2 separate regions of the Homo sapiens genome follow, and region 1 is linked to region 2. Evidence: read pairs that join two places in POLR2A ChIA-PET (ENCODE). Cell type or tissue: Panc1. All regions are shown on one strand.

What was found. ChIA-PET counts read pairs that join two places held together with the same protein. Peaks named below come from ENCODE experiments on the same cell type or tissue, not always from the same donor. Only the 100,000 strongest peaks of a DNase experiment are listed, where the experiment ranks them.
Region 1: POLR2A ChIA-PET joins it to region 2 with 6 read pairs; 2 of 35 experiments call an interaction of 5 or more read pairs at or near these places.

Annotation. Positions count from the first base shown.
Region 1 is chr4:119,769,230-119,773,229 of GRCh38, forward strand. No RefSeq gene overlaps it. Among named protein-coding and RNA genes, the nearest start is that of LINC01365, 33 kb to the right of the region's middle. In Panc1, no CTCF peak of the experiment used is centred here; no DNase peak of the experiment used is centred here; H3K27ac peaks cover 378 bases.
Region 2 is chr4:119,618,703-119,622,702 of GRCh38, forward strand. The region is part of intron 1 of PDE5A (phosphodiesterase 5A); the gene reads right to left. Among named protein-coding and RNA genes, the nearest start is that of PDE5A, 8.1 kb to the right of the region's middle. In Panc1, no CTCF peak of the experiment used is centred here; no DNase peak of the experiment used is centred here; H3K27ac peaks cover 1,055 bases.

The DNA of each region.
Region 1 (4,000 bases), 150 kb after region 2:
CGTAAAAGAACACCAGTTCCTCTAATGTTGTGCTATTGGCCTCAGGGCAGTACATGTTCATGAGTCAAGTGTGATCCATTGGGATAGATGTGGGTGGTGATAGATGCATTGTGAATTACTTTAGCTGCATCTTTGCCAAGGATCCCTGTCTCTGGAAAAGCCAAAAGTGTGAGGATGGTTTGAACTCTGACCAAGCAAAATATGCACTGTGTGTTTTCTTTGACCAGGCTTGGTCTTGGTCCTTCTTTGCTTCTTGGTCCTGGTTTCCTTCTTTGCTTCTATAATCGGGAGCAAGGCCTGCTCCTGACTGGTCTATCTTTTCCATGGCTGCTCCATTAGATGGGAAATTCCATTTCTCCTGAGAACTACTCTTTACAAGTTAGATTGCTAATATTATTGGCTCAGTTGGAAAACAATGTTTAAAAACTGCTGGAATAAAAACATTGTTACAGCCAGGTCACCAGTATCCCACACAAAGCTGTTACTTCTTTCTTATGAGGTTATAAACACACTTGATATTTATTTTCCTACTCTCCTTTCCCGAATTAAAATAATTACAAAAAAACCTTTAAAAAATTCTCTACACATTCATTATTTTTATCTTGTTTTTATTCCTATAGCTATTAATTGAAACCACTTGAAAAAGAGTTGACTATATAGATTAAAACATAATAATCTCCAGATTAAAGGGAAAATGTGTAGGAATATTTTCCTTCAAATTGATGCTGAAAAAGAGAGAACTTCCAAGCGTCTTAAGGTATCTAAAAAATGTATCTGGGCCGGGCGCGGTGGCTCACGCCTGTAATCCCAGCACTTTGGGAGGCCAAGGCGGACGGATCACGAGGTCAGGAAATTGAGACCATCCTGGCTAACATGGTGAAACCCCGTCTCTACTAAAAATACAAAAAATTAGCCAGGCGTGGTGGTGGGCACCTGTAGTCTCAGCTACTAGGGAGGCTGAGGCAGGAGAATGGCGTGAACCCGGGAGGCGGAGCTTGCAGTGGGCCGAGATCGCGCTACTGCACTCCAGCCTGGGCGACAGAGCGAGACTCCGTCTCAAAAAAAAGTGTATCTGAAGAAATTCTAGATAATAAGATAAAAGATGGCTTTACCAAGCCATTTTGAAAAGGATTTGGGGTCTGAGACAAATGCAACCTTTGACCATATCATACCAATTTTTATTCATGTGAAATATGTATTAATAGCAAAAAACTTTTAAAAAATGAATAGAGATGTTTCACAGAATAGTAGCAAAGAGCCTGAAGGTGTATCCTACCTAACGGTCAGATCTGGTTCACCTGTGCTGAGTTTGTTTACACTATTTGTGCCTTGGGTCACTTTTGGCATCCACTGATGAAATCACCTCTGTCAGGACAGTAATTGCTCTGTCCCTCTTACCTCTTTCAGCTTTTAACTCTTGCTGTTATTTCCCTATAGTGGCAATGAATTATTCAAATTACAGGACAGAGCAATTACTGTCCTGCACCCTCCTGGAGCTATGCTGTTTATATTTAGTTTGGTGTTCCCATAGTTCGAAAACAATCTGTGAGAAGGCACGTAGTCTTGTTCTCTGTAGTTAAATATGTCCTCTCTCTATTCTGCAGCCTCCTTTCTTATTTCCCTAATTAGTAGATTGTCTTCACAGACCCAAGGCCTATTAGGGGCTTCCTTCATACACCCTATTTTTTATTGCAGGTATTTGAATCAGTTCAGTTACATGAATATTTACTGAGCTAGATTCAAGACACTATGTGAGGTACCACAGAAATCCTGAAGTGGGTAAAGCAAAATTATTGACCTCAAATATCTTGCAATTTGTTAAATGATTTTAGTACACAGTAAAGTAGTGCCCTAAGATTCATAATAAAAATTCACGCTAAAAATAAGGGACAGATCATATCTGGTTTAGAAGATAAAGAAAGGGTTAATGGAGTGAGAGGGCAATGTTTGAGATTTGCCCACTTGAAGGAAAGAGGGTAGGAACAACTGAATCCCTTTACTGGATTATCTCATTTAAAGCTTAAATTATAACTGTGAGGTAGGAATTATGCCCATTTAACAGATTGTAAAACAGGATTAGAGAAACGAAGTACTTTGCCAACAATTACACAGCTGATTAGTGAGAAATAGAATGCAATGCAACATGACTCCTGACTCCAAAGCTCCCAGCCCTTCTCTCCACCATGCTTGCTGCATTTTAAGTGTCAGGAAGGGAAGGACACCTTAGAAGGATGAAAGCACAGATTCTATTTGGAGGGGAAATCAGATTTGAGGGAAAGTAGTAGGAAATAAGATTGGGAATATGTGCCAGGCCTGTATATTTTGAAGGATCTTGAATCCCAGTGTGTAAATGTTTATTTGGTAGGCAGTGAAGAACCCTTGATGATTCTAGAGCCACAGAGTAAGGTGAGACCCCATGGATAAGAAAGAATAATTTGGTAGCACTGCTCAAGATGGACAGGAGGTCTCTCTTTCTCCTATTATGGAGCTTCATTTAAAAATAATAAGGACTTAAACAAGGTGGAGTAAATGAGGATCACAGGAGGAAGAATGCAAGAAACACTTTGGAGATAGAATCTACATGACCAGATGTTGATAGATTTTTGAGGCGAAGGAGAAAGAAAAGCTGAAAACAACTTAGCTATTATGAACATGAACATATAAAGAAATGGAATTCCCATTACCTACAAACCACAGAAGGATCTCATTTGGGGGAGAAAGTTGTTAAACTAGTTTAGGATTATGCTGAATTTATAGTTCAGATAAGTGTTTTAGGAAATAACAGCCAAGAAATAGCTGAAAATGTGAGTCTGAAGCTCCAAAATGAGCCCTGGGACAGAGAAGTAGATTTATAGTCATCTGTATGGAAATAATGATCAGAGCTGGGAAGTGAATAAGACGAACTTTGAGAGAAGAAAGGTATAGAGAAATCTGGGAAATTATCATGAGGAAGAAGTTGATTATTAAGTTTTCTCAAACACTTTGGAAACACTGCATATGAATTATTAATTTTCATCTAGATCCTGCAAAGGCAAACCTTTTTTTCCATACTCGTGTATGTCAGCCATTTGCTGAAATTACAGACTCCAAAGTATGCATGTTTCAATTGGTACTTCTGCCTTATTATTTAATCATCTTCTGAGCTTCATCTTTTGCTATCTGCTTGAATAATAATTGGTGATGTCAAGCATAAAAATGAACCCTTTTGAGAGTACAGCATGTTTAATATATATTTAATACTGAAGTTCAGCACAGATGATTAGGCATATGTTTGAGTTTCCATCTAGTGACTTCAAAGCATCTTAAATTTGTTTCAGCTTCTTGTTAGATTAAAGGCTTGATTTTTTTTTTTTAACTCACTGACTGTGATGAACAAAGGATGGGGTAGAAATCATATATAAGGGACATTAGGGAACCATGGTAAAAACATCATGAGAATAATTAAAATACAGTTTAAATAACTTGTTCTCTGTTTCTCCTGTCTCTTAATCATGCCATTCTTTTAAATATTATGAATCAGTGATGTGTTTTAAGAAACCCAACTCCTTAAAAATCTATGAAACACAATTTAGAAGTGCTGATGTATATTTGAAGAGAAGTATTTGCTTCATTAATTTATTTGGCATTGCTAGGTTGGGGTATTTAAGCCTTTATTGGCAGATTCTTATTTTCTGAGGAGAGATAGGGTATTTAGGCTTAAAACAACAATAACACAAAATGGCCTCAGTGGAAGGTGTTCTTGTCTGCTGGTGTCTGGCTTCCTGTTTCTGGAGCCTTGCTAACTACATCACCGCTTGGGTCCCCAACCCTGTCTATTCCTCAGCTTCTCCTACTCTTGGCTTTTGTTTGGCTTACCCAATAGATTCCTTTAAGCATTGCCTCCTGCTTCCACAATGAATGTCTTTCTGAATAGTTTCCTGTAAGTTTGGCTCTTGTTGGAGTCTATGTTCTCTTTTTATTGAGGACTTCCACAGAATCTTATGTTGACCAACTTTCTTCA
Region 2 (4,000 bases):
TGTAAAAAAAATACAATAATTACCTATGATGAACACCATAGCAATACTTCATAATTCTAAACTGGAGCACAGTTTTAATATCTGATAAAACAACGCTTTAACACTCTGCTATAGGTAATTTATGGATTAAATTGGCTGTTTTAGTTCTTATCCATGGGTACTTACTTGGGTAAATCCTAAAAGTAGGGTGATACCAATCCTTGGACCTCAAAAATGTCCATATAGCAAGTCCATTGAGCAGTAACTTTTGGGGGAGATTTGCAGGGTGTATTTTTGTGTTTATAAGTCAGCTACTAAAATGCCATCCTCTTTTCTCTTTTCAATGCCTTTTTCATTAGTCATGTGAATTAATCACTAATACCAGCATTGCAAAGAGTATACTAAATTTTCTGACTGGAAAGTATGATTGATAACTTATATGGAAATCTGCTAAAATTAGGGAAAACACAAAATAACTCACATAAAAAATTATGTTGGCTACTTTTCCTGCTCTTGGATCCTTATTTTATACAGTTTCAGTTACGTTGTTTGCATAATTTGACCTGGATCCACTACTCAAATTTGGAAAAATACTTAAAAGAATGAAACTATTCAATCTGAGAAACTGATACTCGGCTCTCCTGGTGAGAAAAAAGAACTCTTACAGCTGAAAGAGATTTTTAAGCTCACTTATGAATCTCTCCGCCTTGAGTCTTCACCCTCTTTCACCTCCCGTCTTAAAGTTTGAGGTTCATTAACTTGAGCCAGTCACAAAGTTAGCTAATAGCAAAGCTGGAAACAAAATCTGGGGGTCTGGGCTCCCATTCCAGTTCCCTTTCCAGTACCTTACACAATCCCACAAAAACTTCTGTTCGAACCATTAATAAAATTCATCTAAAAAATGAAAATGACATTTAAAGTCTATGAAATCACTATGCTGTCAGAACTTAATTCCCATCTACCAGGATAAGGAAATGCCTATCAAAGTTTGTGATTACATTTAAGGCACTGATGATGCTCAAGGTAAAATGGTAAACTACTGAAAATTACCACTAAAAAGATAAGGAAACACGCATTATTTCCTTTAATTTTCTAATGAACACTATGAGGTAAATGACATTATCTCCATTTTACAGAGAGAGTAAATAATGCACCTAAAGTCTTCCTCTTAGAAAAGTAGGTCTGGGGTTGAAGCCTAAGGCTGTCCTATCTAGGGCCCTTCACCATAAACAGAAATCAATTTCAAAGGGTTCACAACAGTGGCTCCTAATCAAGTAGTGGTGCCAACCCTTGAGGGGCATTTGGAAATGTGTGGGAATAGATTTTCCATCACATGGATGGGGGTGGCCCTGGCATTTAGTGTCTGGAGTTCAGGGATGTTAAATGTCCTGCTATGCACTAGACAGCCTCTAACAACAAAAAAGTGTCACCACCAAATGCCAACATCTTCTTTTGAGAAGCAATGGTTTAGATGATTAAGAGATTAACAGACTATTATTAAACAAAACGGGAGATTTTGGACACCTCTAAGTGATATCCTCCAATAACCTCTACTCTGATGTTACAGTGAGTAGTTCGCTTGGGTCTGGCATGGTAAGGAAATGAAGAGTCTGCCCAAAGTTATTTAGTATTTCTAAGTTTGCTCCAGCTATGAAAACATCTGAGAACCTTAAAATGCAGAATTGCTTCATATGATTTTAACTTCAAATTTGACTGAGAATTGGAAGGGACAAAATATTTTGTAATTTTCTGTACATTCACAACACATGGTATAAAAGAAGTTGCTTAAAGGAAAACCTACCACTTCTGAAAGAAAACAATAACTCAAATCTATGCACTAAACATGTAAATCAGTTGGCTTTGCAGTTTAGATATGGGAGAGACTGGACTACAATGGCATTTATCTGAGGTTTGAGAGCCCACAGAATTCAAAACAAGTATGTTTTGAAGATCTTTACTTTGTTCTATAAAATGTTCTAATTTTATATTTTCACAATAATCATAATCAAAACAAAAGAAAGTGAAAGAAATTGCTTTCAGTTACTGGGAAGACCATCTTATTACCAACTACTGCCCTGCAATTTTAGTTCTAAGGTTTATATTTGTGTTAATGAGAAAATAAAAGACGTAAATTTAATATGCATATATGCCTTCATAGCAAGTAAAAAATGAAAGCTGGTATGCTGTGCTAGAGGAATAAGTTTCATGATTGTTCAGAGAGACCCAGTGGGAGAAGTGAAATCATTATAGGCCAAATTGTAGCAAAGGCCAGCTGACTTACCATACTGTTTTTCAGATAGTTAGAACCATATCTACTTTGCAAGAGTGTTTTAATGAATGCTGTAAATCTGCATTTGGCTGTGGTTTTATCATTTTGTTCGTAATTAACTGAGAATGTATTTTGGCATTACAGTTGCATAAATGTTGTAACTATGATTAAATTATATCTGCTTTTATTTATTCTACTTCTAAGAATTCCACACTTCACTAACATTAAAATAAAAGGAAGTCAACACTAGTTATGGTAGACATCTAGAACTTCTGGGTCTGCCCACATCACTTTCTTTTGGGAATGTACCCTCCCCAATGATATATCACCTTATGGGCTACGTGCCCCAACAAAACAGTCAAACAACCCTACTCTCCCGAATACAATGATTGGTTCAGAGTTGGGATGTGACCCAGGTGAGACCAGGGTAATCTGGGGAAGACTGATATGGATAAGAAGGCACCTCTCTAATATCAGAAGTTTAAGACCCACATACAGTTAACAAGTAGAAACTCTCAGCACATGAAGAAAGCATGCAAGAAAATAAAGCCAACACAGCACAGGGCCAAAAGATACATGGATAGATGAATACATGAACAAATGGATACATGGACAGATAAATAGATGCAAGGAAGGGCAGGTAAACAGAGTAGATAGATGAAAAGATAAATAGAGATAGGTAGATACATAGATAGATAGACAGACAGATAGATAGTTAGATAGACACAGAGACAGACAGAATTTTGGCAACATTATTTGATTAGCTAAATTCACAGCTAACCCAATCCCGCAAGCAATTAAAATTATGTGCATCAATTCTCTATGGGTTCAAGTTGAGTTTCTGTCACTTGCAACCAAAAGCTTTCTAATATATTGTAAATCAAAAAGAATGTCTTTCTTTAATAGGAGTACATTACTTAAGTTTGAAAAATGAGATTGGCCGGGCGCGGTGGCTCACGCCTGTAATCCCAGCACTTTGGGAGGCCGAGGCGGGGGGATCACCAAGTCAGGAGATCAAGACCATCCTGGCCAACAAGGTGAAACTCCATCTCCAATAAAAAAAAATACAAAACATTAGCCAGGCATGGTGGTGGGCGCCTGTAGTCCCAGCTACTCGGGAGGCTGAGGCAAGAGAATGGCCTGAACCCGGGAAGCGGAGCTTGTGGTGAGCCGAGATCACGCCACTGCACTCCAGCCTGGGCGACAGAGCGAGACTCCATCTCAAAAAAAAAAAAAAGAAAAGAAAAATGAGATTATATGATCCCTACTAACTCTAAATTTCAGTGATCCTGTGTGTGTGTTTTAATTATTTCATCAGCTCAGAATGTCAGGGTCTTCTCTCTTTGTATATTTTCAGTATAGGTATTCAACTAAAAGTAGAGAAGATAATTCTTATTTTTTATAATTATCACTATGAACATGATATCAAATGGTGATCCTTTCTCTCCCGATTTTAGGTAAAATACAATTATTCAGAGAAGAAAATTTGCAAAAAGTTAATCTTACTTTATAATTCAGAATCAAGGGAAAAGTCTCCCCTCTCCTGAAGATTAAAAAATCTAACAATGGTACATAAGACATTTAAAAGCATTTTCATTGCAAACTAAAAACCAGAGAAAATATATCTTTAAAAGCTTTAAAGGCCGGGTGCGGTGGCTCACGCCTGTAATCCCAGCACTTTGAGAGGCCGAGGTGGGTGGACCACGAGGTCAGGAGATCGAGACCATCCTGGCTAACATGGTGAAACCCCGT